Regions from separate parts of the Homo sapiens genome. Here region 1 is linked to region 2. The links are chromatin loops, found by intact Hi-C in ENCODE. Cell type or tissue: endothelial cell of umbilical vein. All regions are shown on one strand. Each heading gives the region's core, and the rest is flanking DNA. Links, peaks and the distances in the headings are about the cores only. Region 1 has its middle 93 kb from the start of TMEM47. Region 2 has its middle 170 kb from the start of TMEM47.

Region 1 (12,211 bases), core at 6,352-8,851, 74 kb before region 2:
TTTGGCCAATTTTTCCCATTTGGAATGGCTGTATTTACCCAATGCCTGTACTCCCATTGTATCTTGGAAGTAACTAACTTGCTTTTGATTTTACAGGCTCATAGGTGGAAGGGGCTTCCATTGTCTCAGATGAGACTTTGGACTGTGGACTTTTGAGTTAATGCTTGAAATGAGTTAAGACTTTGGGGGACTGTTGGGAAGGCATGATTGGTTTTCAAATGTGAGGACATTTTCACTCATGTCCGTGTGAAGAGACCACCAAACAAGCTTTGTGTGAGCAACAAGGCTGTTTATTTCACCTGGGTGCAGGCGGGTTGAGTCCGAAAAGAGAGTCAGCGAAGGGTGATGGGGTGGAGCCGTTTTATAAGATTTGGGTAGGTAAAGGAAAATCACAGCCAAAGGGGGGTTGTTCTCTGGCAGGCAGGAGTGGGGGTCACGAGGTGCTCAGTGGGGGAGCTTTTTGAGCCAAGATGAGCCAGGAAAAGGAATTTCACAAGGTAATGTCATCAGTTAAGGCAAGGACTGGCCATTTTCACTTTTGTGGTGGAATGTCATCAGTTAAGGCAGGAACAGGCCATTTTCACTTCTTTTGTGATTCTTCAGTTACTTCAGGCCATCCGGGCGTATATATGCAGGTCACAGGAGATGCGATGGCTTAGCTTGGGCTCAGAGGCCTGACAGATGTGAGATTTTGAAGGGGCCAGGGGCGGAATGATTTTGTTTGGCTCTGTGTCACCACCCAATTCTCATCTTGTAGCTCCCATAATTCCCACATGTTATGGGAGGGACCCAGTGGGAGATGACTGAATTATGGGGGCAGGTCTATTCTGTGCTGTTCTCATGATAATGATGAATGGGCCTCATGAGATCTGATCATTTTAAAAAACCGAAGTTGCCCTGCACAAGCACTTTTTTTGCCTGCTGCCATCCATGTAAGATGTGACTTGCTCCTCCTTGCCTTCCACCATGATTGTGAGGCCTCCCCAGCCATGTGGTACTGTAAGTCCAATTAAACCTCTTTCTTTTGTAAATTGTCCAGTCTCAGGTATGTCTTTATCAGCAGCACGAAAACAGACTAATACGCCATAAAAAAAAATGTGTGGATTTATTTCTCAAGTCTTTATTCTGTTCCATTGGTACATATCTCTGATATTATATCAGTACCACACTGTTTTGATTACTGTAGCCTTATAGTATATTTTGAAATCAGGTAGTGTGATGCCACCTGCTTTGTTCTTGCTCCACATTGCTTTGGCTTTGCAGGGCCTTTCATCATTCCATACAAATTTTAGGATTTTTTTCTTATTTTTCTGAAAAATGCAATTCAAAATTTGACAGGGTTTCCATTGAATCTGTAGACTTCTTTGGATAGTATGGACATTTTAACAATATCAATTCTTCCAATCCAGGAACTTAAGATAGTTACCATTGACTTGTGTCTTCTTTAATTTCATTCATCAATATTTTATAGATTTTATTGCACAGATCTTTCACCTCCTTGGTTAAATTTATACCTAAGTATTTTATTATTTTTAATGCCATTATACATACAATTGCTTTCTTAATTTCCTTTTTGGATACTTCATTGTTAGTGTGTAGAGACACAACTGATTTTTGCATGTTGCTTTTTTATATGGCAACTTTTCTGAATTCACTTATTACTAATAACAATTTTTGATGCATATGTTGAACAGGAGTGGCAATAATGGGCATTCTTGTCTTGTTCCGATCTTACAGAAAATGCTTTCAGCTTTTATCCATTACATGTGATGTTATCTGCAGTCTTGTCATATATGGCCATTTTATGTTTGGGTATATTCTTTCTATACCTAATTTGTTGAGTTGTTTTTAATTATGAAAGGAGGCAAAAGTTTGTTAAACACTTATGATTTTTACCCTTCATTCCATTGATGGGATGTATCACATTTATTGATTTGCATGTCAAACAATTCTTGCATCCTATTTGATCATTATGTGTGATATCTTTAGTTTGCTATTGAATTCAGTTTACTAGTATTTTCTTGAGGATTTTGCATTTCTGTTCATCACACTATCCAACATCAAGCTATACTACAAGGCTGCAGTAACTAAAACAGCTTGGCACTGGTACAAAAATAGACACATAGACCAGTGGAACAGGATAGGGAACATAAGAATTAAGCTGCACACCTACAGTCATTTGGTCTTTAACAAAGTTGACAAAAATAAGCAATAGGGAAAGGACTATCTATTTACTAAATTATGCTGGGATATCTGGCTAGCCATAGGCAGAAAAGTAAAACTGTACCCCTACTTTTCACCATTATAAAAATTAACTCAAAATGGATTTAATATTTAAATGTAAGACTTCAAACTATATGAATACTAGAAGAAAACCTAGGAAACATCATTCTAAACATTGACCTTGGGAAACAATTTATGACTAAGTCCCCAAAAGCAATTGCAACAAAAACAAAAATATACAAATGGGACCTAGTTAGACAACTAAAGAGCCTCTACATAGCAAAAGAAACTATCAACAGAGTAAACAAACACCCTACTGGATGGGAGAAAATATTTGCAAACTACGCTTCCAATAAAGGACAATACCAAGAACCTACAAGGAGTTAAACAAATCAATAAGCAAAAAACAAATAACCTCATTCAAAAGTTGATAAAATACATGAACAGACACTTCTCTAAAGAAGACATACAAGTAGTCAACAAGCATAGGAAAAGATGCTCAGCATCACTAATCATCAGAGAAACACAAATCAAAACCACAATGAGATACCATCTCACACCAGTCAGAATGGCTCTTATTAAAAAGTCAAAAAAATAGCAGATGTTGTCAAGGTTGCAGAGAAAAGGGAATGCCTATACACTGTGGGAATGTAAATTAGTCTAGCCCCTATGGAAAGCAGTTGGAGATTTCTCAAACAACTAAAAATCTAACTACCATTTGAACCAGCGATCCCTTTACTGGGTATATACTCAAAGGAAAATAAATTGTTGTAAGAAAAATACACATGAACTTGTATATTTATAGCAGCAATATTCACAATAGCAAAGACATGAAAATAACCTAGGTGCCCACCAACAGTGGATTAGGTAAACAAAATGTAGGACATATACACCATGGAATACTATGCAGCCATAAAAGAATCAAATCATATTCTTTGCAGAAACATAGATGCGACTGGAGGCTATTATCCTGAGCAAATTAATACTGAAACTGAAAACCAAATAATGCATGTTCTCACTTATAAGTGAGGTACACTTATATGTTAGATACACATGGACATAAAGACAGGAACAATAAACACTGGGATGCAGAAAGGAGGGAAATATGGAGGGGAACAATGGCTGAAAAACTTCCTATTGGGTACTATACTCACTATCTGAATGACGGGATCAATAGAAGCCCTTAGTGCAGCATCACACAATATACTCTCGTAACAAACCTGCACACATTCACCCTGAATCTAAAATAAAAATAAAAATAAAAAATAAATCCCGTCATTTGTAAGATGCTGAATCAAGATAAGAATAGTTATTTTTCTTGACCATAGCTCCTTCATATGCTGTTTTCAGAGCTGGGTTGGTTGAATGAAATGAAATTTTTGGCATGCAACCATGCAGTAGAATTGGCTCTAATATTTCAGATTCACCTGGGCATACAATATTTTAGGGCTTTCTTCAAGGATCCTTCATTCATTTGCAGAAATCTATTTCTTAAGAGCTTGTAAGTGTTTTCACTCATTGCCTGACAATATTCTGTAGAGTCATCCTCTTAAAGAAATGCACATCTGCATAGCAGTTGCTGCTTATTGCCCACATAGTATGCATAAGAAAACGTGCATAATATGCATAAGGAAATGTTGTTATGTAAAATATTGCTGCTTCCTCCACCTGGAATGTTCTTCCCCAATCTAAGTGTGTTCTCTCTCCTCATCACTTGGGTCTCTACCCCAACGTTACCTTCTGAGAGAGGCCTTTGCTGAATTCCTTATCAAAAATAGTCAACTCTCTCCACATTCCCTTAGCCAAGCAGTCTCTCTTTTCACCGTGATTAGTTTTCTTTATACTATCTGTCACTTGCTAAAAGGGTATCATTTATTTATTTTCTAATTAATTACTATAAGTCTCTTTTCCTAGAATGATAGCTCCATGAGGATGAAACTTTTGTCTTATTTTATGGCTGTGTCTCCAGCGCTTAGAACCCTTAGAAATTGCCTAGGATTATCTGAATATCTCTCTTAGAACAATGCCTGGTACATAGTAGCAATTCAGTAAAAACATACTTATTGAAAGAATATTAATATTGTATTTTTGTTCGCTATAGCATTCATCACAATTGTAATTAAAAATAATTATGTCATTAGTTATATATACCTTTATCCACTCTCCCACTGGAATATAAAATCCACGGCACATGAATTGTGCCTTTCTTTTTCATTGTATTTGGGTTAAATGGAATAAACACCAGAAAAGTTTTGTTGCTTACTCTCATGAAATCTAATGATGCAATTTTTCTATGGAAGAACAGCACGATGAAAATAAATAACAATTTAACAATTTAAATGAAAGATCAAGACAACATAAAAGTTAGGAATTTGATAATATGTTAGACACTCATATTTGTTAATGCTAAGCCGTTTCTAGTAATATGGGATTAGATGGTAAATAAATATTTAGCACATGTTCTTACAAGTATTACAAGAATGAGATAGGGTGGAAAAGTAAAAAAAAAAAAATCACACATAAAAGGCAGTGTTCAAGTATTTTAAAGATAATGACTCTTATAAGGAAATAGTAAAAGTATTAGAAGAGCATTAGCATAGATGCAGCTATGGGTCACCACTGCAGGCAAGTAGTGAGAAAAAAGCCTGGAAGTTAGATTACCAGATGATTAGAAATTTAGTTTTAGAACTTTGGACTTCAACTTCTGTCAATGACTGGTGGGAAAGCAAAAAAGACTTTTAATCATCTTAGTAGAAAAATAAAATTGACATTTTAGCGATAATTATGGAGGCATAGTAATGTAAATACAGTGACAAACTAGAGGAAGGAAAATCAGATAGTAGGCCAGTAGTGATAAAGTAGCAAACACTTCCAGTGGAAACTTAAAGGTAAGTAATAGGGTAAAACACACTTTTTTCCGATCAATATTGAGTTCCTCCAGTATTTTCTGACACTTATTTCTCAAAGGCAATAGATAATCTGCTGTACTCAGAGCAGGAATCTGTCATTTACTTCTTCTAAGTAGATAACATGTCTAGATATTTCCCAGCTATTATATTCTATAAATTGCCTAGGATTATCTAAATGTCTCTCATAGGAGACTGTAGGGCAGTCACATTATTTATTGGAAATAAAGTTTTTGTTTATGTGCTTATGGTCATCAATACTTATTTTAAAAAGACATGGTGAGTATTGGCCATCTGCATAAGGTTTAAAAAATTTTTGTTCCTGACTTTGTAAGGGTGAATTCCCCATCTGATTCATGTGCAAAACTCCAAATAAAGTTATTTGGGATTATACGTGAGGAATTAAGAAAAAAAAAATCCATATAAATAAATAAGCCTATATACATTTAGGAAAACTTATTATCCTCTTTTAAAGAAAAAAACTCCATTGTAGATAATAAAACTTAGAAATATCTTGGGTTGTCTTCAAAAGAAAAGAAGCACATAAGCTCTCTCAGAGAAAAAAAAAAGAACTGTAATAGGAGGTCAAAGGAAAGGGCTTATTGAAATCCATTACGTTCTTAAAAAGATATTTTTTGGCTATAATTGATGGCACAATATAATATATTTCATTAAAGAGGAGAACAAAAATAAAAATTAACCCAAGTACTCTTCTAATTTCTATTAAAATTGGACCCATGAATCTGAAGATATTACTTAAGTTGTAATTTTTACAGAAACTTTTGAGGTTATATTACATGACAAACCAGACTCATTCAGCCTGGTTAAGGTATGACACTAAATGCCAATGGAAGAAAAAGATGAGTCACAGCTGGAGGTGGAGTTTGTCATTCCACAGGAAGGACATTCAAATTTACCCTGAAGTAATGTACTACAATGCCTTTTGTTATTATAGTTACATTTGTATGGCATAAATTGTGCTCAAAGGTAAAACATCCCAATGATTGCAATTATTCTGAGTGGCTTTATAAAAATACTCTTTTGGAAGGAGAAGGAAAATTTTCGCACTGATAATTATTGTTACTATATTAAAAGCAGTGGCTTTTTACTAACTGTGAAACTGCAGCTGATCCCGCTTGCTTTCAATTATCATTAAAATTATAATACAATAATTGTAAATAGTGAATTAATTTATTTTTTAAAATTATAAGTAATACTATTGAGGACTAAGCTCTGATTTTTTATCTTACCCAAATTCCTACCTAAGGGGTCTAGGGAGTCATGCCCTACAAACCATAAATTCTCATCAGATGGATTTTATTTGACCCTATATATCATGACTTACTTTTCAGTCTGACTCTGTCATAACATTATGAGACAAGGAAAAAATATTTAACCCCAAAATATATTTCCTTCTCATACCTTGAAATTGCCCTGCAAAGTCTCCTGTGGGAAAAATCCACATCTTATAGAGAATCACCTTTCCCCTTTGTTTTCCTTCCTTTCTTTCCAGATCCAGGAGATAATCAGCTAGGAGCCAGGCACCCTTTTAGGTCCTATAAGAAACGTTTTACAACCTGCCCTCTCTCTGAAGCCTGCTATCTGAGAGATTCCTCTGCACAATAAAACTTGGTCTCCCAAATCCTTTATCTTAAACTGAACATTCCTTTCCATTGATCCTAGGTCTTCAGATAAACTCAACCAATTATCAACCAGAAGATGTTTAAATTTACCTATAGCCTAGAAGCACCACCCCCCCACCCCGCCCCTGCTTTGAGTTGTCCTGCCTTTCTGAACCAAACCAATGTATTTCTTAAATGTATTTGATTGATGTGTCATGGCTCCTTAAAATATATAAAACCAAGCTGTACCCTGACCACCTGGGGCACATGTTCTCAGGACCTCCTGAGGGCTGTGTCATGGGTCATGGTCTCTCATATTTGGCTCAGAATAAATCTCTTCTTTGACTCTTTTCATCAACACTATCCTTGTTATTTTATATCTTATTTTAGAGACTTGGGAGAAGGATTTCCTGCTTTATGAATTTATTACAAATTAATGAAACATTACTCTAAAAGGTCATAAAATAGCAAAATTATTTTAAGGAAGGGGAAAACGTCAGAAGAAATCTTCTTGGTTTTCATCTGCTTCTTCCTATTCCATTCCGCCATATTTCCCAGTGGGAAACCGGCCCCTCACTGTTATAAACCTTGTCTAAAACGAGTTAAATGGCTTAGTTTAAAACAAATTTATCATCTTAATTCTGAGGAGAAAATGAATGAGCAAGAAACAGTTTTGATATCAATTTTTCTTGATATCAGGTTAGTATTGCTTTGAGGATTGTGTTTTTAATGCTGACAAACACACACAAATCTTCACATTTATCCCAAGGATCGTACTTTTTTTTATAGCTCTATAAATTCTCCAGGCCGGCCTATTTCAATTATACCTTTCAATTTTTGAGCCATTTATTCTGCCTGTGTGGGTAGGTGATTCTACAGAAGCCAAGACATTGCTAATTATTCAACAACACTTTACTTTCCTATTTAAATTACAAATGATAAGTGAGGTTTCATGAATGTGTAACACAGTTTGTAATACCAGAGAAAATTGCAGGGAGCCTTACACAGCTATTCATAAACCTCATGATTCAAGGTATTACTCTCAAAAGGGGAAAGAAATTTTTGTGGAATGTTGAGTGTATTTCCTGTTTGCTCCCAGGATAGCTATAATGCTTTATTTCCTACAATAGAATTAGGATGTGGTGTTAGAATGTGCTTATCAAATGTACAAGAAATAAGATTAAGCAAGTTTGGTTAATTAATGTTATATATTATTTATGTAACACAATCTATACCCAACATCTCTTTCCCTCTCCCTACTCGCAAGAACACATATATAAAAATCAGATATTTCTATACAATTGTTGATAGACCTAGAATATTTTGAAGAAATAGGTTATGGTTAATTATGGTAGAGTATGTTTTTTGTTATCCTTTTTATACTGTGATTTATGGAACTAAATAGATGTCCATTTTTTGTTTATTGACTGTCAGAAACCTCAGAGGTAAATCTCTGGCCCTCTTTTGACAAGTATGCTATAGTCAAATAATTATTACAGATTACTTTTAAATTGAGATATTACAATTTAAAAGTAATTGAGGAGTTCGAGACCAGCCTTGCCAACATAGCAAAACCTCGTCTCTATTAAAAATACAAAAATTAGCTGGGCATGGTGGCACACACCTGTAATCCCAGCTACTTGGGAGACTGAGACAGGAGAATCACTTGAACACGGGAGGTGGAGGTTGCAAATATGCCACTGCACTCCAGCCTGGGCAACAGAGTGAGACTCTGTCTCAAAAAATATAAAATAAAATAAAAATAAATAAATAAATAAATAAATATATATATAAAACGCATATAGAAATCAGTATTCTTGCTGCATTTTATGCAAATAATTAGGCCAAGTACAAGACTAAAGTCTGTTTTGCAAACAACACAGTCTTATAATGATTTGTTTTTAACATAAATGAGGACTAGAGAGAGAAAAATTATGTTTCAAAATCTATCGTATATTTGTCATTAAATTCTAGACCCATTAGTTGTTTTTAAGTTTTTGCCTACATTTTAAACTAACACTGCTCATTCCTGTAAACCAACCAGTGATCACCAACTGCAGCTCAGAAGGAACAAGAGGGATGGGTATTGTTAAAAATCTGGATCAATGTTCTAGTTCTGAGCAATTGTCCTGCAAATCCTGCCAGGTGATGGGAAGAAATTGAGTGCCCATCACCCGGAGGTCTTCTTTTTGGGAAAGTAAGACCAATGGAGTTAACCAAAGCCAAACTCCATGCACCCAAATCCTAGCGATCATAACTACAACTGCCAGTTTTATGGGAGTGTCACAAGACATCTTTTTCTCTCCCTTTTTGGAGAAGGACTGAATTCCACGGCTTCACCTTAGCATTTGGCTTATGATAAGGAGCCCATGCAACATCCCTCCCCCACGAGACAAATTTTTGGTCCCAAACTCAATTCCAAGTTTTGGGTCAAAGCCCTAAGAAAGAAAACTGGATCTAAGGGATCCAGAGGAAGATGATAACAAAAGTTAAAAGGCACAGCACAGGTAGGCATTACTAATTCCTGCCAGTTGAGCTAAGCTTCCTGTTTCATGGATAAAGGTCATGTTAGTATTCATGGCATAAATGAGTTCCAGGGAATTCAAAGGCTATTGACAGCAGGGGAGATAGGCATATGTGGTTAAGAGCAGATAGTCCCATCCCCTAAGCCCCCCTGTTAACATGGTTGAAAGCTGCTTTGACATCCATGGGTGGCACCCTGTCATAGTCACCAGAATTCAGGGATATAAGAACGGAGGAAAGAGGAATGCCTAACTTTTCCTCTCCCTCATGTACCCTGGGTATTTGCTAAGAAGAGAAGGAAACCAGATAAGTAGCCATTCATCTTCAGTCTGTGCCCCTTTCAAATGCATACTGACCCCCGCGGGACTCCTCTGAGAAAGAAGCCTTCTTTTTTTTCCTTTTTCCTCCTCTGTCCTCTCTTCACAGCTAGGTAATTGTGTTTTTATACTATGCGCTATGGGACACTCTTCTCAGGTGCATCCTCCAAACTGGGAAGAGTTAATTTCCCAAACCTTAGACTGGTTGGTTTAGGATTGGGCTCAGGGGAAGGGAACCCGGAATCCTGACATGCTGGCAACAGGGTAAAAGTTTGTTTTTTTTTTTTCTTTTTATACCAGTCAGACTTTTGGCCTCCCACTCCCTGTGCAAACGAGTAAAAGGACTCGGGATTTCTTGAGCTGTCCATAATCCGCCCCCCGCCTTATTTGTTTTGATATATGTTTTCTAATAACCCAGTTTTTCTCTTCTCACCTTCAGGCCATCAAACTCCAAATGGTCATGCAACCAGAGCCTCGGATGATGGCCCCTTTTGCCGGGGACCCTTAGATAGGCTGTCTTAGACCCTTAGACCCTGCCTTAGAGCCTTAGACCCTTAGATAGTCAGAAGAAGATCTGACTGCCATTTTCCCAAAACAGTACCCCCTGTCATCAGGAAGCAGTTAAGATTGATCTTTGTCCTTCTCCTTATCTTTACTCTAACAGCAGATAGATGTACTTCTTTAGAGGGGCGAATGAGACAGTCAAAGGCCAAGGCAGATAATAAGGGGTCCCTGGAGAATCTCTGACCTGCCCCACAAGTATTTACATTAGATGTTTTTGTGCAGATGAGGGAAGCTTGCCAGGGCTTGTCTGGGCATGCCCACAGTGGACTGGAGCCCAACATGCACATGGGGGATGTGGGTGGAGGAAGTGGGTGGAGAAGTGGGGGGAAGTGGGTGGAGCCACAGGGAATTCACACCCTATGCAGGGGAGGAGCCTGCTTTCTTCAGTCTATGTGGTGACCTGGGAATCAATCTATGAGGTAGAGAGCCTGTTAGCAGGTCTCTATCTCACTTTGCTGACTTCTTTTTTTTTCATTTTTTCCTTTTTGCTAAATAAAGTCCTGCTATACTCACACTTCAATGTGTCTGTGTGCCTAAATTTTTCTGGTCATGTGACAAGAAGCTAGGTTTTAGCTACACTAAGGAGCAAAGTTCTACAACACTTCTCCACTAGTGGTTTTTAAATAAATAAAGCTGGAATACTAATATAATCTTGCCTTTCAAATTGCAAAAGACAATCCTTTACCCTCCCCCCATCCTCTTTAAAAGAGAAGTATCTATAGACTCAATCAAAAATGATTCTGTAACCAAGAGTGCACCTGGTTAAATAATAAATTATTAACGATAATCCATGTAAGGAATCTCTGCTTCTGACTGAGATGGAGTAACAGGGGCTGGATTTGTCATTTGTGCAAGTCCATTTGCAGTGCTAAAAGGGAATATCTGATGCTGGGTAATTTATAAACAAAAGAGACTTATTTGGCTCATGGTTCTGCAGGCTGTACAAGAAGCATGGCACCTGCATCCACTTCTGGTGAGAGCCTCTGACTGCTTCTACTCATTGCAGAAGGCAATGGAGGGCCAGCATGTGCCAAAATCACATGGCAAGGAAAGAAGCAAGAGAAAAACAGAGGGAAGGTGCAACACTCTTTTTAACAAAAAGCTCTCATAGGAACTAATAAGAGTTACATAGCCTTCCAATCACCCCAGGGAGGGCATTAATTTATTCATGAGGAATCTGCCTCATGACTCAAACACCTCCCATTAGGCTCCACCTCCAACATTGGAATCAAATTTCAATATGAGCTTTGGGGGAATAAACATCTAAACTACAGCACCATCCTTTCTGAAATATCCAAAAGGCAAGAAATATATTGGAAATACCCAAAAATGAACAATCTCAGAAAGAAGCAAAAAAAAAAAAAAAAAGGAATATGGAAAAGACCGTGTGGAAAAGAGGGACCTAGTTCTAACCCAGCAGACTCCTTATGTTGAAAAGACAGAGATGAACGTCTGGGGAAACCAAAGCATCTAGAGTTCATAGGACAAGCTATCTGTAAAGAGAGAGCTAAGCAGAGAGAATGCTGGTGATCCACAGTGGAGCCTTCTTGATTTAGCTGAGTACTGACAGGTATGTGTGTGAGGAAACCACACAAACAAGGCGTTATGTATAATATGGCTGTTTTTGCTCCACTCTGAGCCTCAGGAACATTCTCATAGACTACATCATCCAGTCTTTGCCTTCGGCTTTTGATTAATTTTAAACAGTGGGAGGCACTTCTAGGAGGTGGGAAGAGAGGAGGAAAGAGATACTGATGGGTTTATTCTTTCTGTTTCTTCCCTGCTTCCTTGAGGTTCTGCAGTGGTTGAGTCACTAGGCCCTTGCTATTTCAAGTGTGATCCTTGAACCAGCAGCATCAGGAGCACCTGGGAGTTGCTAAAAATGCAGAATACCTGGCTTGCTTCAATCAGAATCTCCATTTAAATAGGATCCCCAGTTGTGCTTCATATACATACGAAAGGTCACTCTGTGTTCCAAGGCTCCAGCTTTCTCCAAGTTAAGGTACCACCTTTTCCTCCTCTTGTCTTTCCTGGCCCTGGGCCCATAATGGCTTTC
Region 2 (12,211 bases), core at 4,942-7,441:
TGAGGCAGGAGAATTGCTTGAACCTGGGAGGCGGAGGTCGCGGTGAGCCGAGATCTCACCGCCGGCACTCCAGCCTGGGCGACAAGAGCTGGACTCTGTCTCAAAAAAAAAAAAAAGTTTTTTTTTTTTGTTTTTGTATTTTTGTTTCTCCCTCTCCTTGTTGAAAAACAGACTTTCCGGGCAAACACTAATAGGTTGACAATTGTTTTAGCCTCAAAAATTTGAAAATAATATTCCACTATCTTCTGGCTTCCATGATTATTGTTGAGTTTTCTTGTTTGTTTTGATTTTTCTTGTTTAGTTTTTATGTTAGTTTATTTCTAATTTGTCTCCAGTAATTTATCTTTTTAAAGTGTTTTTTTTAAAGATTTTCCTGGGGTTCTTCAACTTTAATCTTAATGCATCTAGGCATCGATTTCTATTTTTTCTTGACTATGCTATATGCTTTCCAACTACCCATGTATTCTTTATTTCCTTGCAGTTTTATTACTCTTGTAATACTCTCTTCAACTCCATAAGTTTTTAGAATTAGCTCACTCAAAGCTCACCATATTCCACCAGATTTAACAGTACAGTGGCTTTTAATTAGTACATGACCTCCTTTAGCCTACTTTAGCTATTTATACATGGTTTTATTTGTATGTTCTTGAAAACATTTTTCTTTGATGACTGGATGTGGTGGGCAAAATTCTAAAGATGCATCCACACTAAGATCCTTGCCCCCGGTTATCTAATCACACACTAATCTAGGTATTGTTGTTAAGAGATCTTGCAGATATAATGAAAGTCTCAAGTGAGTTAACTTTGAAATATGAAAATTATCCAGGTGGGCCAGACGTAATCAGGTGATCCCTCTAAATACAGAGTTTTCTCCAGCTGGCTTCACAAAGAAAAGTCAGAGAGATGCATCGTGTGAGAAGGAATTGACATGCCCATGCTGGTTTAAAGATGGAGACAGGGAGGCATGTGTGAAGAAATGTGAGCATTCTTGGGTTGTTCACCAATAGCGAGAAAGGAAATTTGGATTTCAATTCTACAGCTGTAGGGATTTGAATTCTGTTAACAAGTTGAATGAACTTATACAGATTTCTCCCCAGCGTCTCCAGATCACAGGCCAGCCTGGCTGATACCCTGATTTTATCCTTGTGAGACATTGTGCCTGTACTTCTGACCTACAGAACTGTGATCTCATAAATGGGTGTTATCTTAAGCTGCTAAATTTTTAGTAATTTTTTACAAAACCATAGAAAATAAACACTCTGGGCCCTCCATACTCGTGGTTCTCCTCTGACCATTATGACAACTTCATTTTCTGGATTATCTTCTGGATTCTCTTCTGCTCACTAAATGCCTTAAATTCTAGAGTTTTCCATAGACCATCAATTGATCACTAGTTTTATAATGTTGTCACCCCAAACAAGACTGTGCAATCTATGCCGACACCTGCCCTTTTTTTTCATTCTTCCTTATTTTATGAAGGTGATCATCTCATTGTGCTTTTTTATTTAAATTTAATTTGCAAATCCTGAGTATTATTTGACAATTTTTTAATTTAAGAAAAAGATAAGGATGAATATAAAGAAAACAACCATATGTAAACAATGTTTTAAATTTGTTAGTAAAATTTCACTTAAAATTTAGTTGAATCCGTAAACATTAACTATGCTAGTCTATTCTGATTTATTGCTTTTCTAATTGCATTCTGTCCCTGTTGTGTATTTGATAACTTGTAGAATTTAAAATATTTTATTTGGACTGTTCATTTATTGTTTCAAGTAGATGAGTCTCCTCTCCCTGAATGTGAAGAATTCACAGATTTTTGAAGGCAGAGATTATATTCTATCATGCTCCCTCAGGAAAGCATAAATCTCAGAACATTAAATATGTTTGATGCAAGTTTTCTGACTGACAGAGAAAATGATAACTAAAAAGGGAGTTTCTGAGTAAAAGGAGAGATAGGGATGTGTTTTCAAGAGTTTCTATTACCATGTTGTCTCAAATTTCTCTCCACCGTCTACAATTTAAGTCAGCAACATCAGTGTCATGGTGCTACGACAGAGAAGAAGGAGGAACATACTCTATTTGTTTTTCTTCCTTACCAAGAAATACATAAATCTATGCCTAGCATCTGCTACATATTTTTACTCTGGCTATCAGCATATATTGTTGGTCTTATTAAGACACAAGGATTTTCAAAGCAGGCCCTTAATTTGTTTTGACAGAGACAGCACAGGGGAGATTTGATAAATGCTAAAAAGTCAACACTTAAAGATGCCTTCTGGGTGTAAGGGCCCCTTGAGTTAATGCAAAAATTAACTCAAGGTGGATTACAGGCTTAAATCTAAAACCAAAAACTAAACACTCTGAAGATAACCTAGGAAATGCCATTCTGGACATAAGACCTGGCAAATACTTCATGGCAAAGATTCCCAAAGCAATCATAACAAAAATCAAAATTGATAAATTGAACCTAATTAAACTAAAAGCTTCTACATAGCAAAATAAACTATAAACAGAGTAAACAGACAACCTACAGAATGGGAGAAAATATTTGCAAGCTATGCTTCAAACGAATGTCTAATATCCAGAATCTATAAAGAACTTGAATAAATTCACAAGCAAAAAACAAACCACCCCATTAAAATGTGGGCAAAAGACATGAATAGACACTTCAAAGGAAAACATTCATGTGCTCAACAAGCACATGAAAAAAATGCACAATATCATTAATCATTAGAGAAATGCAAATCGAAACCACGATGAGATGCCATCTCACACCAGACAGAAGGACCATTATTAAAAAGTCAAAAAATATCAGATGTTGTCAAGGTTGTGGAGAAAGGGGAATGCTTATGTGCTGCTTGTGGGAATGCAAATTAGTTCAGCCACCATGGAAAGCAGTTTTATGGGCAATTTCCCAGCAATTGCATTACTGGGTATATAACCAAAGGAGTACAAATTGTTCTACCATAAAGACACATGCACATGTATGTTCATCACAGCACTATTCACAATAGTGAATTCACAATTCACAAAGGCATGGAATCAACCTAAATGCCCATCAGTGGTCAACTGGATAAAGAAAATATGGTACATATACACCATGGAATACTACAAGCCATAAAAAAGAATAAAATCATATCTTTTGCAGAAACATGGATGTAGCAGAAGGCCATTATCCTAAGCAAACTAACACAGGAACAGAAAAACAAACACTGCACGTCCTCACTTGTAAATGGGAGCTAAACATTGAGGACATATAGACACAAAGAAGGGAACAACAGATAGCAGGGCCTACTAAAGAGTGTAGGGTGAAAGGAGGGTGACAATTGAAAAACTACCTATTGGGTACTATGTTTATTACCTCGGTGATGAAATAATTTGTACACCAAACCCTCAAGACACGCAATTTACCTATATAACAAACCTGCACATAGACCCCTGAAACTAAAATGAAAGGTAAAAAAAAAAAAAAGATGCTTACCAGGCTGGCAGATCATGCCCATTTAATTTACTCTAATGCCTAGCCTAGCCTTGTGCACAGCTGGGATATAACAGACTCTTTCTCATGATAGATAAGATTACCCTAGGGCCATGGGCCAGAGAGACCTAAGGTCTCATCTGGCCATTGAGCTTCTCCTTTGTCCCAAATTTGAATTTATTCATGATTAGTTCTGCTTGCTATTATAACTAGAAGAAATAAGGAGGTCATATGGAAAGCAAAGGAAAACGATGTGATGGATGTAGAAACAGTAGGAAATGATGAATGATGCTATAGGCTCTTTGGGCAAGAGGTTTTAAAGAATGCATGTGAAAGAATCAATTTTCCTGTGCTCTGAATGTATTGTCAAGAAATAAACTACTTAAAATAAACCTTTTAAAAATGTTTTCATTTGTCTTTTCTACATATCTCAACATACCTTCTGCAAAAGCAAAATGCGACAGCCAGATTAAATATTTAAAATATCCCACACATAGAATCGGTGATAAAATGTTATGTGTTATTAATGGCATTTCAGAGCATTTTAATACAAATGAAAACAAATAATAACTACAGAAATGTGTTGGTTACTCATAGTTAAAATTATAACAATAATGCTAACTACTGTTTATTAGGCATTTCCATATGCTAAGCACACTGTTAAGCAGCTTATATAAATGAACTCATTCAGTATTTTTAAAAAGTATGGATAAGCAGGCAAATGACGAAATGGAGGAAAGACTTGTCAAAGATCATACAGCAAATACATGGAAGAAATGGATGTTGTTTACTCAGTTCTCTTCTCACACAAATTCTTTAAATCCTTGATATGCCGCCTCTAAAAAAGTGTTACCATTTATTAGGAGAATTTAAACATGGGAAGACTTTTGTTGAAGATTCATATTTTGTTTGATATTATTTTTCCAAGTGGCATCCAAACAATTACTGTTCCAGCAATGGATATGTTCCTCTGAACCACATTATTATGAATTTACTTCTTATGTTTTATGTCAGATGTCATTTTAAGACAATAATGTGTGGCATATTTAAGAAAGTAACATGTCTTCCTCAGGTTAGACTATTAGTGAAGTTGGCATAAGGGACTTAATGTTAAAAAATTTCATTTTTCTAGAGAAAAAATATTTTCAAGCACAAACTGAATATGTGTATCAAATTCAACTTAGTTCCAGTTTTTTAAATCTATTGATGTTGAAAGAAGCCAGCATAAGTTCATATTTTTTTCTGCTCTGTACTTCTTACTTTTCTTTCTTTTTTTACTTCATTTACTAATTTGAATGTCATCTTAACAGAGGCACTGGGTTTTTTTTTTTTGCAGCGTTTTAACTGATTTTTTTGTACACAACAGACTTATAATGACTCATTTAAATAGATAACATGTTCTAACAGATTAAACAGAAATGTTATACTTTTTTGATAGATATATTTTATATGTGGTAAAATGAGATATTTTTAAAGAATCTGAATATTTTATCTATATTTTTATACCTCTTATAGCTAGTGAATTTTGGAGATATTAATGTATAATTTTCAGAGATAATAGAAGATTCATAGAAAGTTTTGAACAAAATACATAATAGATAACATTAAATGTTTTTGATAGCCATCTACAAAGAGATCTTGAAATAGATAATGCAAACCACCATGGATGATTTAAATTTCCTCTGTCGAATGGTTTTTCACAGAAGGTTTAATTTCAAGACAGGGGTCAAGTCCTACAGAGTTTGGACCTGAAACCAGAGAAAATGTTGCTGGAGAGGTGAGGAAGTCCAGCTAGACAGGAAAAGTCGATTATTCTGAGAGAAAATAACAGGTAACTGATCATCCTGCAGAGCTGTAGTAAAGGTGACATAGCTGGCATATGAGGTACAAATAACAGGGACCTCCAGGAAGGAATATATTGAGATGTATTAAGCTGGCAGGCTACTACTTGTTAAGACATAAGAGTAAACAGGAATCCAGCCCCGTGCCATATGGTTTGAAGTTCGCAAGAACAAAAAACCAAACACTGCATATTCTCACTCATAGGTGGGAATTGAACAATGAGATCACATGGACACAGGAAGGGGAATATCACACTCTGGGGATTGTTGTGGGGTGAGGGGAGGGGGGAGGGATAGCATTGGGAGATATACCTAATGCTAGATGACGAGTTAGTGGGTGCAGTGCACCAGCATGTCACATGTATACATATGTAACTAACCTGCACAATGTGCACATGTACCCTAAAACTTAAAGTATAATAAAATAAATAAATAAATAAATAAAAATAAAAAATAAATTAAAAAAAAAAAAGAATCAGGTCTCTAGTAGCAGAGATGGGAGCATGAGAAAATCAGACTTCCAGTCCTGAAGTTATTGAAGTGCTTCGTTGTTTATCAAGATCAGGACTGATATTAGAGTCCAAATAAATAACTGAGTCATAAGGTAAGGACTTGATCTCAAAAAGAAACTAAGTTCCTGAAACTGTGACATAAAGTCAAACTACAAGAGTAGCCAGGTGAACTTGATTATTGATTGCAATCATGACTTCCTTCTCCAACAAGGCTTGGAGTATTTCTAAAACTGTGACAGGGCCTGCATACTGGCATTAATGGCTACAGGCAGATGATTATGCTGGATATTCTAAATAAGTCTGCTGGGCATAATAAACCTGATAGATTGCGGTAAGATTCCACTTTAAGAATGGTATTTAAGGCAACAAGAATATAATTCACTTTTGTTTTCACTGAGTTTGTTTTGAGCAATCATTTTTAGTACTAGCAGCACGTACGTGATAGAAGGAATATGTGGCTTAAAAAAGCTACAGCTTGACAAACCAAATTGGAAGAACTATAAAGAAGACAGGTACAATAAGATCCTTAAGGACACACTAAAACACCCTTCAAAAATTATACTCTGGCTTATAAAAGCAGTAGAGATTAAATCAGCCCAGTAGTGTGCTGTTTTAAGGAAAACATTTGTCAATTTTGTATTCAGGAACTTGACTGAGGAAAGGGAGGTTTTACTTTTATTTCCAAATTATTCAATTTCTAGACATAAGAACTCTGTGGGCCTTTGAGTCATTCTTTCCTAAACACAAGAAAAGGAAATGACATATCTTAAAAGTGCACAATTAAGCAGTCCCTCACTTAAAGAAAATTAATGTAATAACAATACACACTTGCTAATAGAATAAGTCTTTGAAAATAATATAGTAGTCAAAAAATTTAAAGATATTAAAAGATAACCTTACATTTCTATTCACATATTTGTGTCTTAATCACACCCACATTGAAAGATTATGAACACCATCAGCAGATGTCTTTGAACATGAAGCCCAGTGATAAATAGTTATAATTTCATAAATGTTATCTCATTTTTCAAACTCTAACAATAATTTCAGTTCCCACTGTGAACTTTATATTCTAATTTATATTTTATGTTAAATATATTACTCTGTTCCAACAAAAATGAAATAACCAGATATATTATTATCAAGTAAAAACAGTGATACACATTTACACATTTTATAACTGTGATGCAAAAATCAACTTATTTAGCTTGATAAGCACAGGTGGATTTTTTTAACTTAAAACAATACAGAATTTTATGTTCCTTTTAAAAGAAAAATAAATAAATCAGTAGTACTGGGAATTTTATACAATTGGCAAATGAATTGCTGACTCAGGTAGCATTGAGAATGTAGTTCTGGAATCTCCACAAACACACTCATGTCATGTTCCTTTCACCACTCAGAGCCACTGAACTGCTGCTGCTTGGCCATGACAAACTGTTGGTGGCTGCTGTTCTGTGGCTTGATGCACTTAGTTACCTAAGACAAACATATATATTTGTTTCCCAAAGAAGTTCATGGCAATCATTTGAAGGAGTGAAGCCCAATCCCAGAACTCCTTGCTTTCTTTCAATAACCCATTCATATATATTCTATGTTCCATTTATTCTTAATGCCCTCAGGCCCTAAATCAGTTAAATCGGGTATGTTTTCAAAATGAGAATTTCAAACGGACTTTGCTCAAACCTAAAAGACATTCTCATATCAAATTTTACTGTTTTGCAAATGTCTTAATATTTTAATATCTAATACCTTCACTTCATCTTTCACAGTCTTAAGATGCTTTCACAGACAACAAGGGAAAACGTCTAAATGAATGGTGCTGTTATAATAAGAAAGGGCTCATAAGAAGAAAGAGACACTGACCACTGTGACATCACATTATAAAGTGATATGGAAATGTAGTTAATGTATTATGTATCATATAATTATTATGTAAGACCTTGGCACCTTTCAGGCATGGAATTCACAACACAGAGCAGATTGCCCGGATACAGAAAGAAGAGTCCACACTGATGCTAATAACACTTCGGATAACCTCCTAACTCACTTCCTAAACCTTATTAGCTCTTGCAATCTCCACTTTTCTCCTTCCACTCATGACCAAGTTCCCATTTCTCTGACAGCAGAGCACCACCACCCAAATTTCAAACAGTGAATCTTTCCACCTTTCCATGTTTCTTGCTCTTTGTGAACTTGTTCTTCACTTGCTTTGTTCTGTCTAGTGCCTTAATCTTCATTACAATCCTATACACATCTACCTGCTGTCCTGTTTGAACCCCAAAATAGACAATTCCAATATCTCTTCCCTGGCCTCCTAGATTTGCTCACCCTCTTCACCTAGACTGTGAATTTCCTCTTCTTGGGTAAAGACAGAATTTTGTTTTCTCCGACAGAAAACAAAAGCCTTAGATTCATTTTTATAGAAAGCATTGGTAACTCTGTGAATGTATCCTGTTATAAATTCGTCCTTACTAACTTCATTGGCTAACAATAACTCCTGGAAACTGCCATTCCAATTCTATGATGTTTAGAACCAGAAAAGCAAATTTCGGGAAAATGTAGGAAAGAAAAAAAAAAAAAAAAAAAAGATGTTTCTTCATACTTTCCTAGAGTCCTCTGGAGGAGGGAAAGAAATTTAAAAGCTTTTCTCAAAATATGAGTTTCAGATTGGTAGCAACATGTTAATTAAACTCTGTTACTAATCACAGAATGTTAGATTGAAAAATCTGTGTTCACTCATATGCTGTTTATTTTTTACTAAGTATTATATTGACTGGTTAAAATATGCTTGATCGGCTAGCCATCTAAAATAATCCCTTGCTACTTACACATTGTCTTTCTATATTTATTTTATATCTCTAATGAATGTCTTCAAAGGATCCCAGCAGCTTACTTCTGCTCAATCAAAGCCAGGGTTTACCTTTTAAGACCAGTGCAATTACTTTAATACAAAGCAGAAAACCACATGCATTGGCTCTATGTTCAAATTAACTGCCCTTTTTAGACACATCCCCCAAATCCTAGACTTTTAAGACTATTGATCATTTCAGTCTGTGTTGTTATCACTTAACTGATTGAATCTGTTGTAGTTGTATCTCACGGGACTGAGATTTCTGTTAAATCAGGCTTCTAGGATCTCTCCCCTACTAACTTCTCACAACAGATCATGTCACATTGTCATAATCATAGGGCTCAGAAATTTCCAATTTACTCATTATTATATAGAATAATGGGTAAGTGTCCAGGACCTCGGGTTAGATGGCATGTATTTAAATTCAAGCTCAAGGGGACAAATGTCAGCAAATAGGACTCTCAAGCAATTCTCAAGCACTTGTGCCCCCACAAAAGCATAAATTTGAACAATTATTCATGTACAAATATATCTTCACAAGTGACAGGTGATAGATTACAGCATCTTAGTATATCAAAGAAATAAGAAAAGTCACATTGAAAAGGGTAGGAAGAACAGCTTCACGTTACCCTCTTTACCTCTCTCCCAACTTAAGGTAGCACAGTATGGAAAGAGATACCCTCCATATGGGGGAAGGGGAAGGAAGTAAGCAATGGTCCCAGCTTTGGACCCCAATACTGGGAATTCCCCAGTAAAACCCAGTGCTAGGCAGAACTCCAGGGCCCCAGACTCTAGACAGTGCCTGTGTCTGAGCCTCCAGCCACCTCAGCTCCAGGCCAGATCCTGTAGTTCCAGGTTCCAGGCTCCAGGCATGCTAGATGGAGTCTGTCTCAGAGCCACCCCACTGCCAGCCTAAACCCAGTGGCCCCAGGCTCTGGACTATTCTCAGCCAAGTCCACAGCCCAACCTCAAATACCAGGTGGACACTCAGAGACACAGATTCCAAGCCTTCCCAGTGCCAGGCTGGTCTCTCTGGCCCAAGCCTCCAGACTGGCACCTGTGGCACTATGTTCTAGCAACCCAGGGATTAGGCCTGATCCAGCAGAAACAGGATCCAGGCCAGTCCCAGTAGATCACAATTCTGGACTGGCACGTGTGCACCCAGGTCCCTGGCCATCCCCCACAGTCTCAGACCCCAGGCAAGCCTTCACGGACCTAGCCTCTAGGCTAGCACCTGCACAACAAGCCCCCAGGCCAGCATCAGTGGACATAGGATCCAGGCTAACACCCACAATCCTGCTCTCCAGAGCAGTCCCCATAGAAACCGGCTCCATGCCAGCGTCAGCATCAGGTCAAACCGAGGCTCCAGAGGGCCCAGGTCTAGGCCTGTTCCAGAAAACCCAGGGTCCAGGACCACTCCAGGAAACCCTTTTGTCAGGTCGAATCCTGTGAACTGAGACTGCATGAACACCCCTGAAAACCCAGACTACAGTCTAGCCCTCATGGACCCAAGATCCAGACCTACTTTTGCAGACTTAGGGTCCAGACACACCTCACTGCCAGGCCAGCCTTAGAGAACTGAAGTTAAGGGCCCACCCCCATGTCATGTCAACCCCTGTGGGCCTAGACTTCAGGCCAGCCTCCACACATACTGGATTTTGTCCCATATTAATGGACCCAGGTTTCAGGCCTATCTCTACCAATGCAATTAACAGGTCCACCCCAGTGGATTCAGGATTCAGAACTAATGCTGCATACTCAAGTGCCAGGCTTTCCCACCTGCTGACCAAGACACCAGAGGCCAGGCTGCACAATGACTCCAGCAGCAAGCCTACCTCCAGACATGCCAGGCAGCCTACCCAGAATCTCTGGATGGGCCGACAAGCAGAGGGCTCGCCCAGACAAAGCCAGTCTGTAAAGACTAGAATAAGTCTTTACGTTTTCAAAAGAGCACGCATCAATGTAAGGAGAAAAAAAGACAAAGACGTAGAAAGCTCATTTAAAGCTATAATAGCAGAACGCTCTGCAAATTTGGAGAAATATATGAATATTCCAGTACAGAAAGATTAAGGGTTTCCAAACAGATTCAATCCAAACAAGATGATGCATAGACATATTATAATCAAACTGTCAAAAATCAAGGACAAAAAGAGAATCCTGAAAGCAGCAAGAGAAAAGAAGGACATAACATATAAGGAAGTTTGAGGTTAGTAGCAGATTTCTCAACAGAAAGCTTATAGGCCAGGAGACAGTGGGATGATATATCAAAAGTGCTGAAGAAAAAAAAAAGTCGACGAAGAATACCATATCTGTCAAAGATGTCCTTCAGAATCAAAGGGAGATAAAGACTTTCTCAGACAAACAGAAACTGAGAAAGTTCATCACAATCAGACCTGCCTTACAAGAAATGCTAAAGAGACTTCTTCACACGAAAAGAACCTGATGCAAATTAGTAACAAAAAAAAATATGAAAGTATAAAACTCACCGGAGAAAAAGTACGTAGTCAAATTTAGAATACCATTATAACATCGTAATGGTGGTTTGTACGTGACCACCATTATTCTTCAGTATGAAAGCTTCAAAATAAAACTATTAAAAATAAAAATAGCTATTATAATTTCTTAAGGGACATTGCATTAGTCAGGTTTCTCTAGAGGGACAGAACTAATAAGATATATGTATATATGTATATATGAAGGGCAGTTTATTACGGTGAATCAACCCACAAGTTCACAAAGTGAAGTCTCACAATAAGCCATCTATAAGTTGAGGAGCAAGGAAGCCAGTAGTGGCATAGTCCAAGTCCCAAAACCTCAAAATTAAGGAAGCTGACTGTGCAGCCTTCAGTCTGTGGCCAACGGCCTAAGAGCCCCTGGCAAAACACTGGTGTAAGTCCAAGAGTCCAAAGCCAGCGAACTTGGAGTCTGATGTTTGAGGACAGGAAGCATCCAGCACAGGGGAAAAATGAAGGCTGGAAGACTCAAAAAATCAGCTTCTTCCACTTTCTTCTACCTGCTTTTTCTAGCTGTGCTGGCAGCTGGTTGGATGGTGCCTCCCCCCCCCCCCCAACGCAACATTGTGAGTGGGTCTTCCTGAGGCGGGGGTCTTCCTCTCCCAGTCCACTGACTCAAATGTTAATCTCTGCAGGCAACACCCAGAATCACCCAGAAACAATACTTTGTATCCTTCAAACCAGTCAGTTTGACACTTAATATTAACCATCACAGATACAGAATATAAAAAGACATAAATTGTGACGTAACACATTTTTAATGTGTGAGAAGGTAAAAGTGTAAAGTTTTTGTATGTGATCAAAGTTCAGCTGTTATCAGCTTAAAATAGCCTCTTTTAGCAAGGAGCAACTCACTCTCACCAAAGGCCTCTGGAATCCTGGCAGAAGGATAGCTCATGACCACCGTAGACACTTGAGTTGGCAGGGAGCGCTGCTTAGAGAAGGGGCAAGGGCAGAACTCCAGACAGGGTAGAGCCCAGAGGGTTTGGTGTGGGAGTGTCTATAGTGGA

The links. Peaks named below come from ENCODE experiments on the same cell type or tissue, not always from the same donor. Only the 100,000 strongest peaks of a DNase experiment are listed, where the experiment ranks them.
Region 1: it touches region 2 in a loop (10-fold over the local background); 1 of 110 quality-filtered maps calls a loop at or near these places.

The regions. Positions count from the first base shown.
Region 1 is chrX:34,557,792-34,570,002 of GRCh38, reverse strand. No RefSeq gene overlaps it. Among named protein-coding and RNA genes, the nearest start is that of TMEM47, 93 kb to the left of the region's middle. RefSeq lists enhancers at 9,166-9,691, 9,692-10,217, 10,218-10,745, 11,776-12,211. In endothelial cell of umbilical vein, for the core only: no CTCF peak of the experiment used is centred there; a DNase peak (open chromatin) is centred at 7,822; H3K27ac peaks cover 1,567 bases.
Region 2 is chrX:34,481,908-34,494,118 of GRCh38, reverse strand. No RefSeq gene overlaps it. Among named protein-coding and RNA genes, the nearest start is that of TMEM47, 170 kb to the left of the region's middle. RefSeq lists an enhancer at 12,190-12,211. In endothelial cell of umbilical vein, for the core only: no CTCF peak of the experiment used is centred there; a DNase peak (open chromatin) is centred at 6,458; H3K27ac peaks cover 709 bases.